2 separate regions of the Homo sapiens genome follow, and region 2 is linked to region 1. The links are chromatin loops, found by intact Hi-C in ENCODE. Cell type or tissue: heart right ventricle. All regions are shown on one strand. Each heading gives the region's core, and the rest is flanking DNA. Links, peaks and the distances in the headings are about the cores only.

The links. Hi-C counts contacts between places; a loop is a spot of excess contacts. Peaks named below come from ENCODE experiments on the same cell type or tissue, not always from the same donor. Only the 100,000 strongest peaks of a DNase experiment are listed, where the experiment ranks them.
Region 2: it touches region 1 in a loop (3-fold over the local background); 11 of 110 quality-filtered maps call a loop at or near these places.

Annotation. Positions count from the first base shown.
Region 1 is chr10:114,262,567-114,270,552 of GRCh38, reverse strand. All of the region lies in intron 5 of VWA2 (von Willebrand factor A domain containing 2), which reads right to left. Among named protein-coding and RNA genes, the nearest start is that of VWA2, 27 kb to the right of the region's middle. RefSeq lists a silencer at 5,396-5,596. In heart right ventricle, for the core only: no CTCF peak of the experiment used is centred there; DNase peaks (open chromatin) are centred at 3,860, 4,582 and 4,982; H3K27ac peaks cover 2,158 bases.
Region 2 is chr10:114,177,178-114,185,163 of GRCh38, reverse strand. It overlaps TDRD1 (tudor domain containing 1), which reads right to left and starts at 5,811. Exons shown (of 25, transcript NM_001395205.1): 1 at 5,748-5,811. In heart right ventricle, for the core only: no CTCF peak of the experiment used is centred there; a DNase peak (open chromatin) is centred at 3,033; H3K4me3 peaks cover 587 bases; H3K27ac peaks cover 1,055 bases.

The DNA.
Region 1 (7,986 bases), core at 1,704-6,703:
ACACCTGTTACTGAATGTAATCCTTACATCCATGGTAAAAGGTACTAATCTTACCCACATTTGACAAATGAGGAAACCCCACTCAGAGAATAGTGATAACTGGTAATATTTCCTGGGCATTTAGCATGTGCCAGACGCTGTGCTCAACCCATGTTTAGCTATATATGCTTAGCATATTATCATATAATTCTCGCCACAGCTCTCTGGAATAGAGGAGTCCAGAAAAGGGGCCAAACTAAGGTTATGCCGCTCATGAGTGGTGAAGGCAGGACTTGAACCCAGGGCCCTCCACTTCCAAAGCCCAAGTTCTTAAACAGATAGTTACATAGTTGTGAAGGCACCTGACTCTCATCTGGCTAGTGGAGGTCGGAACTGGAGTTTAAGCCCAGTCTGGCTGAATTTGAAGCCAATACTCTTTCCTCTCCAGGGCTCAGCTTAATCTGGCCTGCTGCCCATTTTTGTAAAGTTTTATTGGAAAACAGCCACACTCACTGATTTAGGTACTGTCTACACAGAGACCACTGGCCTGAAAATTAAAATTATGTACTATACAACTTTTACTGAAAAAGTTTGCCAACTCCTGTTCTAAACTGTCCTGCTTAAATGCTCACAAGACTTTCTTCTCATCCAAAGCCAAGGTGCTTCGGTGGCTTTGAAGCAACCTGCTCCTCTACCCACTGGCCAGTGAGCCCTATGGCCTCCTGGCTATGTTCTTGGATCCTGAGGTTCTAAACCAGTCCTTGCCTTCTTTCCCCAAAGCCTCCCCTCCCTTGTGGTCCATCTGATCATTATCACTCCTACAGGCTCACAGCTTCAGGAGTGAAAAGAAAAAGTGCTTGTTCCCCATACTCTTTTCTGTTTCTCACAGGGGTCTGCCCTTGGCCCCTTCAGAATTAAACTGTTTTTCCTTTCCATCTACCACCTTCAGGGGAAGGCTTGGGTTCCAGCCAGATTTTGTTTTCTTATTTTTTTGAGACAGAGTCTCACTCTGTCACCCAGGCTGGAGTGTTGTGGCATACTCTCAGCTCACTGCAACCTCCACCACCTGGGCTTAAGCGATTCTCCTGCCTCAGCCTCCCGAGTAGCTGGGACTACAGGCACTCACCACCATGCCCTGCTAATTTTTGTATTTTTAGTAGAGACAGGGTTTCACCATGTTGACCAGGCTGGTCTCAAACTCCTGACCTCAGGTGATCTGCCCGCCCTGGCCTCCCAAAGCGCTGGGATTACAGGCGTGGGCCACCACGCCTGGCCCATCCAGATTTTCTAATGGGTCTGGGCCTCTCTCTTCACAACCATCAGCCTGTGGTTACAGAGAAATTAAGTTTCAGGGACATGAGAGCCCAGGCTGCCCACTGCACAGGCCTGACGGTACTTACCCTTCACGTTGCTCAGCACAGTGATACCAATGCTGTCACCCTCTCTACCTCAGCACCCTGTTAAGGGTTACCACAAGAAAACTGTCTGCTGGCTTGCGACCAAGGTAAGGTGAGATTCCCCATGGCTTGACCTCTGAGAAGTGAGAAGAAATCCCTCCGCTTGGCCGGGCGCGGTGGCTCACGCCTGTAATCCCAGCACTTTGGAAGGCCCAGCACTTTGGAAGGCCGAGGCGGGCGTTTCACAAGGTCAAGAGATCGAGACCATCCTGGCTAACATGGTAAAACCCTGTTGCTACTAAAAATACAAAAAAATTAGCCAGGCATGGTGGCGGGTGCCTGTCGTCCCAGCTACTCGGGAGGCTGAGGCAGGAGAATGGCGTGAACCTGGGAGGCGGAGCTTGCAGTGAGCCAAGATCGCGCCACTGCACTCCAGCCTCAGCGACAGAGCGAGACTCCGTCTCAAAAAAAAAAAAAAGAAAAAAGAAAAAGAAATCCCTCCGCTTACTCCAGGAAGCACTTCTGCCTAAGAGTCTGTTCTGAGCTCAGGGTCTATTTCTACGTTTAACAAACGAGGAAACCCCACTCAGAGAATAGTGACAGTAACTGCTAATATTTCCTGGGCACTTAGCGTGTGCCAGGCGCTGTGCTCAACCTATGTTTACCTATATATGCTTAGCATATGCCCATATAATTCTCACCACAGCTCTCTGGAATAGGAGAGTCCAGAGAAGGGTCTAAACTAAGGTTATGCCACTCATGAGTGGCGAAGGCAGGACTTGAACCCAGACAGGGGGCTCTGAGGCCAGAGTCTCACCAGAATTTTTCTAATTTCTCTCAAATTGAACTAAACTAGGTTGCAAGTTGAAGGTTCACAGATCAGCTACTGTCTTGGGGGTTATGACTGCCATGTATGAACTTTTGGGGGTGGGGGGTGGGAGGGCTAGAATCAAAACATTTTGCTATCAGTGCAGACAGGTAATTAAGAACATGAGTTCCAGAGGTGGAGGGGCTCAAATATTAGTTCTGAAATATCTTAGCAGGTAAACTTGGAAAAGTTACTTGACCTGAGTCCCAGTTTCCTTCCATGTTAAAAGGGGAAAGAAATAGTATTGTTAGAGGATGAAATACTGGGTCTAGCACCTCTGAGGACCTAGTGGGTGGCTGTTACCAAAATGAACCCACAGCAGCCTACTGTAAGAAGTTTATCTTTTGAGTCTAGTCTCAAATTCTAGTGTTCATAAAAATCTCTCAGGAGACTTAATGATGTAGATTTTCAGGTCCTATTCCCTGACAGTCCAAATTGGTGGGTCTGTAACCTGGCCTGAAAATCTAGATTTCAAACCAGCACTCCCTCCCCTCCTCCCTCACCTTCCTGCAGGTCATTCTGATGTCAGCAGGCCATGAAACGGACTAAGAAAAATAATTCATAAGAAGCCAGGCACTGTGGCTCATGCCTGTAATCTCAGCACTTTGGAAGGCCGAGGTGGGTGGATCACCTGAGGTCAGGAATTTGAGACCAGCCTGGCTAACATGGCGAAACCTCATCTCTACTAAAAATACAAAAAAAAAAAAAAATTAGCCAGGTGTGGTGGCGGGGGCCTGTAATCCCAGCTATCGGGAGGCTGAGGCAGGAGAATCGCTTGAACCAGGTAGGCAGAGGTTGCAGTGAGCTGAGATTGCCCCACTGCATTCCAGCCTGGGTGACAGAGAAAGACCCTGTCTTAAAAATAACAATAATAATAATTCATAAGAAAACCCAGCCGGCGCGGTGGCTCACAACTGTAATCCCAGCACTTTGGGAGGCCGAAGCGGGTGGATCACCTGAGGTCAGGAGTTCAAGACCAGCCTGGCCAAGATGGTGAAACCCCATCTCTACTAAAAATACAAAAATTAGCCGGGCATGGTGGCGGGTGCCTGTAATCCCAGCTACTCGGGAGAGTCTGAGGCAGGAGAATCACTTGAACCTGGGAGGCGGAGGTTGCAGTGAGCTGAGATTGCACCACTGCACTCCAGCCTGGGTGACAAGAGTGAAACTCCGTCTCAAAATGAAAAAGAAAGAAAAGAAAACCCACTGTAGGTACAGGGATGTTGATTACAGCTTTTTTTTCCAGCAATAGACAAAAATTCTGGAATCAAATGTTACCTTTTAGGAGAATAATTAAATATATTGTGATACCTGAACTTGGATTATTAAATAATCATTAAAAACAATCAACATGAAAAATAATACAGCTTTATGTAAAAGCACATACCAAATAATATTAAGGGGGAAAAAAAAGGACAAAATGCTTTGTAATTCTAACCCAAAAGCCATATTTAAACGTTAATGTGGTTTGAAAGGGGCCGGGGAAGGCTATCAACCGTTTTCTGCCAAGGTAAAGTGGAGACAAAGCTATGGAGGGAGTCCAAAAAATTCAGTCACAGTAAACACAGGGTTGTGTTACTATGAGATTAATGAAATGAGCAAGCCCGGGCAGCCAGCAGGCCAGGAGCTCTGTGCATTCAGGAACCAATCACCAGCCAGGTCTTATCTTGATTTTATGTCATCGTGGGGTGCAATGTTGGAAGGTTTGACTGCAATGTTTTTTAAACTTCTTGCAAGGTAGCAATAAGGTGGTTGTCAGAGTGGTTTCTTCACTACCTCAAAACATACTTTTGGGGGACTGCCTCGGTCTGGAAAGGCAAGTGTCCTGGGTTTGAGTTGAGCTGTCCTAATCAGTCAAGCATCTAACATTTCACTGTCACTCGAGGGGATGGATACCCCATTCTCCCTGACATGATGATTACTCATTGCATGCTTGTATCAAAACATCTCACATACCCCATACATATATATACCTACTACGTACCTACAAAGTTTAATTTTTTTTTTTCTTTGAGACGGAGTCTTGCTCTGTCACCCAGGCTGGAGTGCAGTGGCGCGATCTCGGCTCACTGCAAGCTCTGCCTCCTGGGTTCATGCCATTCTCCTGCCTCAGCCTCCCGAGTAGCTGGGACTACAGGCGCCCGCCACCACGCCCGGCTAATTTTTTGTATTTTTAGTAGAGATGGGGTTTCACCGTTTTAGCCAGGATGGTCTCGATATCCCGACCTCGTGATCTGCCCACCTCGGCCTCCCAAAGTGCTGGGATTACAGACGTGAGCCACCGCGCCCGGCCAAAAGTTGAAAATTTAAAAAGAAAACTTCACTGTAGAAAAAGAACAAAGTGCTCCGGGGAGGTCATCACTCCCATTTGGCCCATGTTCCTCCATTCTGATTCATAACAGCCTGTCTTCATTTTTAGTGTCCTCAGTGACCCCACAACTGGGGCCAAAAATCAGTGCCTCCTTTCCTTGTTTGTTGTCACTTACAGTTGTCCTAGGAAACATAAGTGCTAATCATACACAGCCCCAGAAGAGCAGACCTTGTTCAGACACATAAGAAGTCTTCATTCTCCACCCTCAATGTCCTCAATCTTAGTGTGTCTCTCCATTTCATATGTCATAAATAATGCTCTCAAGCCCTTAGTTATGACCTCAACACAGCTGAAAAGCAGCTCAACTAATCATCTAGGGGGTGTGGGAGAGGGAGCGTGGTGAGAGGTGGGAAAGGACAGCTGGGTGGGGCCTATTGGATTGGCAGTGTAACCCACTGATCCTGGCCAGGGCCCCTGTTTCTTCTTAGCCTCAATATCCTCCTCTGTAAAATAAGGGAGGGAAAACATACCAGATGATCTCTAATGCTCCTTGCTCCTTTTTGTACCAATTCTTTGAGATTTGATTAGTTTTTCAGACAAGAGCAGAGGTGAATTCTTTGAGTCAAAGTCACTCAAATGGTCTTTGACTTTTAGCCCTAAACTTAAACCAACAGCCTTTTCCTCCGAAAATGCATACTGCATATAATGGGTAAATTTTTTTTTTAAACTACCTTATTGATAACTTACATAACATAAAATTCACACTTTTAAAGTGTACAATTCAGTGATATTTAGTATATTCACAAAGCTGTGCAACCATCACCACTATCTAAGTCCAAAATCTATTCTTTACCCCAAAAAGAAGCCCTGTACCATTAGCAGCCATTCCTCATTCCCGTCAGCCCCTGGCAATGACTAATCCACTTTTTATCTTCATGTATTTGCCTATTCTAGACACTTCACAAAAAGTAGAATCATGGCCAGGCATGGTGACTCATGCCTCTAATCCCAGCACTTTGGGAGGCCAAGGCAGGTGGATCACCTGAGGTCAGGAGTTCGAGACCAGCCTAGCCAACATGGCAAAACCCCGTCTCTACTAAAAATACAAAAATTAGCCAGGCATGGTGACGAGCGCCTATAGTCCTAGCTACTCGGGAGGCTGAGGCAGGAGAATCGCTTGAACCCGGGAGGTGGAGGTGACAGTGAGCCAAGATCGTGCCATTGCACTCCAGCCAGGGCGACAGAATGAGACTCCATCTCAAAAAAAGAAAAAAAAGTTGGCCGAGCACAGTGGCTCACGCCTGTAATTCCAGCACTTTGGGAGGCCAAGGCAGGCAGATCACGAGGTCAGGAGATAGTGACCATCCTGGCTAAAACGGTGAAACCCCATCTCTACTAAAAATACAAAAAAAATTAGCCGGGCGTGGTGGCGGGCACCCACAGTCCCAGCTACTTGGGAGGCTGAGGCAGGAGAATGGTGTGAACCTAGGAGGTGGAGCTTGCATTGAGCCGAGATAGCACCACCGCACTCCAGCCTGGGCAACAGAGCAAGACTCCATCTCAAAAAAAAAAAAGAAAACGTGGAATCATATAGTATATGACCTGCTATGCCTGGCTTCTTTCACTTAGCCTAATGTTTTCAAGATTCCTCCATGCTGTACCATGAATCAGTATTTTGTTCATTCTTACAGTTGAATAGTATTCCATTGTTTGGATATACAACATTTTGTTTATACATGCATTAGTTGGATATTTTGTGTTGTTTCTGTTTTGGAGCTGCTATAAACAGCACTGGTATGAACATTAGCATACAACTATTTTCGTGTGCACGTGTTTTTAACTCTCCTGAAGTGGAATTGCTGGGTCATATGCTAAATCTATGTTTAACATTTTGAGGAACTGCCAAACCTTTTTCCAATGTGGCAGGCACCACTTACAAATCCCACAAGCAATGGATGAGGGCTGTACTTTATCCACAGCTTTACCAACACTTGTTTTTGTCAGTCTCTGAGCCATCGTAGTGGCTATGACATGGTAGCTCACTAAGGTTCTGATCTGCATTTCCTTAATAGTTAATGATGTTGACAATCTTTTTGTGTACTTATTGGCCATTTGTCTATCTTCTTTGGAACAATGTCTACTTACAAGGTTTCTTTGTGAGGTGATAAAAATGTTCAAAAATTAGAATAGGGTAAAAGTTGCTTAACTCTGTAAATATATTCAAAACTATTGAATTGTACACATTAAATGTGTTAACTTTATGGCATATAAAATATATCTCCATAAAGCTGTTTTTAAAAAGTTAGCGTGTGTAACAGTCACAGGGGAGGGTGGGGAGACGCCTTTTAAAAGTGCAGATTCGGCCAGGCACGGTGGCTCACACCTGTAATCCCAGCACTCTGGGAAGCCAAGGCGGGCAGATCACAAGGTCAGGAGATCAAGACCATCCTGGCTAACACAGTGAAACCCCATCTCGACTAAAAAATACAAAAAATTAGCCAGGCGTGGTGGCGGGCTCCTGTAGTCCCAGCTACTCGGGAGGCTGAGGCAGGAGGATGGTGTGAACCCAGGAGGCAGAGCTTGCAGTGAGCAGAGATCGTGCCACTGCACTCCAGCCTGGGCAACAGAGTGAGACTTCGTCTCACAAAAAAAAAAAAAAAAAAAAAAAATGGGGGAGATTCCTGGCTGGGCACAGTGGCTCACACCTGTAATCCCAGCACCTTGGGAGGGCAAGACAGGTGGATTGCTTGAGCTCAGCAGTTCAAGACCAGCCTGGGCAACATGGGGAAACCCCATCTCTACAAAAATAGAAAAATTAGCCCAGTGTGGTGGCACATGCCTGCAGTCCCAGCTACTTGGGAGGCTGAGGTGGGAGGATGGCTTGAGCCTGGGAGGTGGAGGTTGCAGTGAGCCAATATAGCACCACTGCACTCCAGCCTAGGCAACACAGTGAGACTGTGCTTCAAAAACAAAGCGCATATTCCTAAATATACCAAGAGCAGACAGTGATTCCACAAATCTGGGAGGAAGCCCCTGCACTGTGTGTCTTAGTCAAAGATACGGAGCAAGGCTGAGACTGTTCTCTGTAAGAAGCCAATTCTCGGAGGCCCCAAGGGCACAAGGCTCCAGGGGAAGAAGAAAAGGCCGATGTGCACTACTGTATTTTATAAACACATATTAATGAGCTCTTTCCTTTTGTACTTTCTTGCATGATGACTTGCCGCTTGATCTGTTCGACGGCAGAGGAAAGGGCTGGGATAGAGAGTCTAAGATAAAAGTCAGTGAGGGTTACTAGGACATTCTTGAGGCCTGCAGGGCTCCCAGAGTCCCTGCTGTGCCCATTGTGGGGCCTCAGGCTTCTTGAGAGCACTGGTAGACCTACAGAGGCTTGCAACTGGAAAAAGGCCCTCAGAGCTCAGAGCCTTTGCAAT
Region 2 (7,986 bases), core at 1,010-6,009, 85 kb after region 1:
TCTTTGAATCATTATAATGTTGTTTTGAGGTGTGTAAAACAAAACCCGACTGAAGGAGAAGAAATTCAGTCCACTATGATTAGGACACATCTATCTTAGACAACTACTACTCAGAAAACAGGCGATAGTAAAGACTGTATGAGTAACAATAAACTTGACCTAATTGGGACTAATACAACCAAGAATATTCCTTTTTTTCAACACTGAGTATATGCTGGACTGCAAAAACCACCTCGACTACAAAAAAACTAGTATCATACATGCTACATTCACTCATCACAATACACACAAATCTCCATCTCAGATTATGCTTCACAGAGAATCAGACTGCAATAGCCACAGGTGAAGAGTTTCTTTAGTTTAAAAGTAGTTAAAAAAATCACAAAGGAAATGATAGCAAACATAACCATGTGACAATTAAAACTTACCAAAATAGCAAAGAGTCCAGGAAATACTATCACAAAGATGACAAATTTGATACCTTTTCAAAAGTGGGATAAATATTAAGAACCTCCAGAAACTGTAGCAGACTCAAACGCTATTCAACCTCTGATTTGCCAGCTACAGTTAGCGACACTACTGGCCACAGAGTTCTCCTGAGGGGGGCTTCTGAGAAAGCTCTTCCCTATCCTGAAGAACAGGAACAGATGTGGCTAGCACAGGCCTTCACCCCTTTCTTCCTGCAACACATTCCTGAGGCCTGGAGACTTATCACCCATTTTGTAATTAGGGAGTAATAAGCACAGCCTGAGGATGGTGAAGGAGAAAATGCAGAGCCAAGTGTGTCTGGCGGTTCCTTTGCGTCATCACTCCAGCTCTGGTTTGCCTATGCAGAGACACGCTGAGGCATCAAATAAGCTGTTATTTGCAGGCCAATCAATACAGTAAAATAAATGACAAAAAGGCATGAACAGAATGCAGAGAGGAAGAAGGTAAGTTCATAAACATAAGGGGAAAAGCATTCAACCCTATTTATAGTAAAAAAAAAAAAAATTCAAATTGAAATAAGTATGCATTTTCTGCCTAGTGGGTGCAATTAAAAAATTAAGCCACTCATTACTGAAGGGAGTATCAATTAATATACTCTTTCTGGGAAGCAATTTAGAAATATATAAGTATATATCTATGGGGTTTTTAAAAAGCATTCCTAGCCACTGACTTGGTACCTCTACATCTAGAAATCATGCCATTAAAATAATCCTAAATACCAAAAAATGCCATATATAAAAATGTCCCGTTCAAAATAGCAAAAAAGGCACGGACACAGTGGCTCACACGTGTAATCTCAGCACTTTGGGAGGCCAAGGAGTGGTGGGCTCCTGTAATCCCAGCTACTCAGGAGGCTGAGGTGGGAGAATCGCCTAGAATCTGGGAGGCAGAGGTTGCAGCGAGCCAAAATTGCGCCACTGCACTCCAGCTTGGGCAACGAAGCGAGACTGTCTCAAAAAAAAAAAAAAAAAAAAGTTAACTGTGATGGCTTTAATAGACAGCCTATTATACTATCATTCAGAATCTTAGTTTCCAGAAACACCGTAAAATGTCTGTTAGAATGGCAAATGAAAAAGCAGTAAAAAACCTGTATATTCAATATAATTATAACCGCAAAAGAAAATCAAAACTCCAGGTTAAAAAAAGATGAATGAAACATATTACATTATAAATAACAATGAGTATTCTGGGGTAGGTGGGTTGATGAGGATATCTTTTTCACTGTCTTTTTCATTTTCCAAATTATATTGAATGAATCATTTTTATAGATGAAAACATTTTTAAGACTGAAGTATCATCTAATAGTAAACCTTTTTTCCAAAAATGTGGTAACTTAATTCTAAATCAAGTAAAGGATCAAAGCAATATTTAAACCATAAAACTAGCGTATAGTCATCTTCTTAAGACACTGAGTTGGATCCTCAGTATGCTGCTGTGTGTTACACCCGAGAGTCTTTCATAACACTGTCCTTACTTAGTAACTCATGCTGGCTGTCAATCTACAGTCAGCGCCTCAATACCCTGTATTACAGTTACCTATAGACAGTTATATCTGTCATTTAAATTATTTTAAGTTGCCTGAGTGCAGGAACTCTTATTTTTAAAAATCTGAACAAAAATACCTTTGACTTCCTGCAATATCCACCATGGTGCTTTATAGAACTAGGCATTCAAAAGATATTCGTATGATTGGCCGGGAGCGGTGGCTCACACCTGTAATCCCAGCACTTTGGGAGGCTGAGGCGGGCGGATCACGAGGTCAGGAGATTGAGACCATCCTGGCTAACACAGTGAAACCCCGTCTCTACTAAAAATACAAAAAATTAGCTGGGCATGGTGGCGGGTGCCTGTAGTCCCAGCTACTCGGGAGGCTGAGGCAGAAGAATGGCATGAACCCAGGAGGCGAGCTTGCAGTGAGCTGAGATCACGCCACTGCATTCCAGCCTGGGCTACAGAGCAAGACTGTCTCAAAAAAAAAAAAAAAGATATTCGTATGATAAAAACTATTTTAAATGCACTATTGCACTGCTTTCATGCCAACCTGGACAGGGAAAATGACACCTGCTGTCCGAAATGACATCTGGCAGTCTTAAGTGGAGAAGCACATCAGGCTATGAGGTTTACTGAAATTTAATAACAAAACTTCATGTCTCAAAACAATTCCTCCAAAATCCAAAAATTAGTAAATATATTTGACTTTAGAAACAACATCCGCGTTAGACTCACGATAAAGTTTAAGTAGCAAATAAAGAGGATTTTTACTTAAAAGAAGGTCCACCCTATTTGGAGAATGTTTGAAGGACTCACCCTATTCAGGAATTTTCGTTACAACACCCAGGGCAAATAGACATCTACACCTGTTCTGGGACCACAAACTTCTTGTTTCCTTTCATTCGGGACAGCCAATTGTGCTGCAGTGTTTTTTGTAAAATGGTTCCCCTTCCCAGCTGTTGCTGCCCTGTGACCACAACCTTTCAAAAATATCTGAGACTCTTATACTGACATGACTCTCATAATGGAATACAAGATTCCAGACACGGGTTGGCAGCCCGTCAACAGGAAAGTCAGGATGTCCCTGAGTTTGAACACTACCATTTATGCATTAACTTTTGGAGCAGGTGGCCAGTACTACTGTGAATCCAGATAAAACGTTCAGTCACCTAAAACCTTTTGGAATTTATTTTTAAATATGTAATTATCATACCATTACATGGACTTTGATTTCTTTGATTTACAGTTCTATGAATGTAACGCAGGCATAGATTTAGGCAGCCACCACAACTGGGATACAGAATAGGCTTTTAAGGGTGAATTTTTTTTTTTTTTTTTGAGATGTTGTCTCGCTCCATCGCCCAGAATGGAGTGCAGCGGCATGATCTCCGGCTCACTGCAACCTCTGCATCCTGGGTTCAAACAATTCTCCTGCCCCAGCCTCCCAAGTAGCTGGGACTACAGGCATGCCCCATCACGCCCGGCTAATTTTTGTATTTTTAGTAGAGACGGGGTTTCACCAGACTGGTCTCAAACTCCTAACCTCAGGTGATCCGCCCGCCTCAGCCTCCCGAAGCGCTGGAATTACAGGTGTGAGCCACCGCACTGGGCCGTGAATTTTTAACATTACAAAACACCAGTAAGACTTAGCATCTATTCCTACTTGGTTCATCCTGTATCAACCACTGGGAATATCTGAATCACAAGTAGGCAGGCCCTATGGCATAATACTGTGATTCCCAACCTCAGGCTTTAGACTTGATACCCAGGTAAACAAATGTGACAGATTATTGCTGCACAGGCCCTGAAGCCACATCGGCTAACCTCACCCAGTTTTAAAATAATTCCCCCTATATACAATCTACTATTTTTTCATGCTACTAGTGATAAATAGAAATATATTTAATCATTCTGGAATCCACAGTAATTAAATGTTGATTCAGCTAACATAAAAGGTTAACTAGAAGGGTCTCAACATTTCTCTACGTTAAAGAGTACCTCATTTTCTCAGAATTAGGAATCACTGATGTACTAGAAGAGTAGTGGACTGAAAGTGACTCATTTCTATAGTTCTACAGGCAAAAATGAGGGCTCAGCTTTCTGGATTTCTTTGTTCTGTACTTCACGCTTTGAACCCATTAAGTCCTGAAGCTCCCTAAGGGTAGACCCTCTCTTTTCTTTGGAATCCTATCGGTTCTCCCTGATGTTGCTGGGGGCTTCCTAAGATACACTATGAATAGTGGGGTAAGTCATTTCTTCTCCCTCTAGGATACCACAGGCTGGAGTTCTTTTAACAACAAAAGTGTATGCACAGATACTCAGCTGTCATTTTTTTCCTTCTCTGATGTTTGCTTTTGTCTTCCTGGCAACCCCATGTATTCTGCAAGAACCATTCTACTCAAAGAAAACACTCCGGTTTTGGCTGGGCGCTGTGGCTCACGCCTGTAATCCCAGCACTTTGGAGGCCGAGGTGGGCGGATCACCTGAGGTGAGGAGTTGGAGACCAGCCTGGCCAACATGGTGAAACCCTGTCTCTACTAAAAATACAAAAATTAGCAGGGCGCCGGTGGCTGGCCTGTAATCCCAGCTACTAGGAAGGCTGAGGCTGGAGAATCGCTTGAACCCGGGAGGCGGAGGTTGCAGTGAGCTGGGATCGCGCCATTGCACTCCAGCCTGGGCAACAAGAGTGAAACTCTTACTCAAAGAACAAACAAAAACACTCCGGTTTTAAACAGACAAAACGCAACGCTTCGGTAAAGCATGAGCTCTTAAGTCAGCCAGGTAAGTCTCGTCTTCCTCATTTAGCCACGCTATCTTGGGCAAATCACTTCATCTTTCTAGGATTCAGCGACTGTAAAATGCAGAGGGCAGTAGTTAACTTCCTCACAAATCCTAATCACGAGAATTAAATGAGAGACGAAGTAAATCACTTAGCACAGTGGCTAGTACTTCCTAAGGGCTTAAAGGGCAGCTATTATTTCTGCTTTACTTTTATACCACTCCTACAAGCACAAAATTTCTTCCATTCCTGTGGAACCAGCTTGCAGGCTTAAGATGAAAATAATTTGAGGACTAAAGTATTTTTATTTCGTTATTCCTACAGATAAACAAGGGAGACGTGGGAAGTTGGAATAACTTACCAAACCACCCAGGGCCAGCACCTTACACAGTTTAGATAAAAACGCAGGTCAGACTCCACGGCCTTGGATTTAAGCATACAGCACCGTGCTGCCTCACTAAGGAAGCTGGAAGCATTTAGCTCCCTTAGTTCAGAAGCCCAGCAGGGCTAACGTATTTATAGCAAGGACCCTAGGGCCCGGAAAAGCTACTGGCACACAGCAGGAACTCCTTAAACAAACTAGCGCCAGCTGACCCACATCTAAGTAAATGCCCTAGCACATCTTCCTTTCCTATAGGAGGAAAGTAGGGAAAAAAAAGTCTAGTAAATGTTAATATTGTTTGTATCGTAATTTTTAGTCAAACGAAGGCACTGAATCCACATGCAAGTTTCTCTTAGAGAGAAGGTGAACGTTTGCATTTGAAGGAGTGATGCCTGGAAGCGCTATTTCCAAACTCAGAGAATCCTCCCACACCAAACCCTCGCAGCAAGGTTCCAAGTCTCCTCTCTCCACTTCCAGGCCCCTTGTACCCGCTCAACGCCCAACCTCAACGTCCAGCGCCCAACGTCTGGCCCCCAACGACCGAAGCCCCCTCCCTTCCCCTTCATGCAGGCCCTCTCCCTCCCCTATACGCCTGGGAACCCTGACCTGGAAAGAGGCAAGAGGACCGCGGATCCGAACCTGTCTCTGCGGTCTGGCGGTGATGGCGACTGCCGATGCTGGGAGCCCTGCCGCCTGGGATGCGCCCTGCACTTCCCTCGCCTCCAATCCCCAGTGCGCCCTCCTGGCCTCAGCGCACGCCTGCGCACTCCGCGTCCACGTGCAACTCAATGTGCCCACGTGTTCCCTCCGCCTTCCCCGGAAGCAGCTTGTGCTCTAGTTACAGGCTCAAAAAGTTCCTTTGCAGAAACTTTTATTTTGTTCTAGCTTCTTCTAGAAAGATGTCTCTGGCAACGCCTTTGGCAAATTTGGGCGCAAAGATGCAGACTTTGTCTCCTCGAAGGTCACTTGGGTCACCGTGGCCACTTAAAGGTCTTCCAAGGTTTTCCAAATAATCAACAGCCTCTGCCTGGTCTTGGAAAGTAAACACACACGTGCTCATACTTTTTTTCTTTGCTTCCTGACTGAGGGCATGTGATTATACCTGTTGGTGTTACTTAAAGACAAGCTTTTTAAGTTTTGTTTTTTTTTTTTTTTGCTATGGAACTTTTCTAACAATTTCATAAGGGAACCCTTGTGTGCCTATCATCTAGTTTCTACCTTATCAATTCATGGTTAATCTTGTCTACATCTGCAGCCCAGGCACTCTTCGGGCAATGTTTTGAAGCAAATCCGAGAATTGTAAATGTGAGACAAAGTAGCGAACGTCTGCTTCTGGCCCCCAGCATAGTCCTCCCTCACTGTGAAAAAGCCACGTTTGTTCACTGTGTTTGTCAGCATTTCAGACCCCTTGACTTAGTAACATCTCAGCCCTCCAGAAGAATGCCTTGAAGACTGCGGAGAGAACTCAGGTTCCCACCTCTCAGAGTCACTGCATTTTTAGAAAAGATACTTTCAGAGATCTAGGCCTTGCCTTTTTCTGTACCTAACGGACAAGATTAATGATGATGCCTAGACTTACTCTCGCACCCAAACTTTGAAAATATTTTGATCTTATATAGCTTCTGGGCACTTTTAATGTAACCCCTGGGCAGAACCTCTACCACCTAATATTTAAAGTGTGCTGACCCACTGCTTTGGAGTAGTTTAACAGAAATTCTCTGGGCTCTCCCTGGTTGCAGTCCTCAGTAAGACTCTGAATAAAACTAACTTCACTAACTTCAATTCTTTAAAAGCCTGATTTTTTTTCTTTAGTTGATGTGTCTTTTAAATTTATTTTTTAGAGCAGTTTCAGATTTACAGAATAGTGAAATGAAAGTGCTGACTGGGCGTGGGGGCTCATGCCTGTAATCCCAGCACTTTGGGAGGCCGAGGCAGGCAGATCACTTGAGGTCTGGAGTTCGAGACCAGCCTGGCCAACATGGTGAAACCCCGTCTCTACTTAAAATAAAAAAATAAAAAAAAATTAGCTGGGTGTGGTGGCAGGCGCCTGTAATCCCAGCTACTTGGGAAACTAAGGCAGGAGAATCGCCTGCACCCAGGAGGCGGAGGTTTCACCGAGCCAAGATCACTGCCACTGCACTCCAGCCTGGGCAACAGAGCAAGACTGTCTCAAAAAAAAAAAAAAAAAGAAAAAGAAAGAAAGAAAAGAAGGTGCTGTACAGAGTTCTGACAGAAGCCACATCGTTTCCCCTATTATTAGCATGGTCTGTTAGCATGATACATTTGTTATAATTAAGGAACCAAGGAACCAACATTGATACAGTATTAACTAAAGCCCATCTTTTTGATTTCCTTCGTTTTTACCTACTGTCCCTTTTCTGATGCAAGATCTCATCAGGATATCATATTACATTTAGTTTTCATGGATCCTTAGGCTCTTCTTGGCCATGGGACTTCCTTAGACTTTGTTTTGATGACCTTGATGTCAAGTTTCCAGGAGTACTCTCAGGCCTTTTGTAGGATGCCCTACTTTTGGAATTTGTCTGATGTTTTTCTGCTGGTAGGAAAGGAGTTACGGGTTATTGGAAGGAAGACCACAGAGGTAAAAATGCCATTTTTATTGCATCATATCAAGCATACATCCTATGAATATGATTATGACAATTGATGTAGGATTTGGTCATCTGGCTGTGGTAGTGTTTGTTGGGTCTTTCTACTATATTCTTTTTTTTCCCTTCCCTTTTCATACTATACACTTTGGAAGGAAGCTATTATTTGAAGCCCACATTTAAGGAGTAGGGAGTTATGTTGTCCCTCTTTGAGGATGCAGTATCTGCAGAAATTA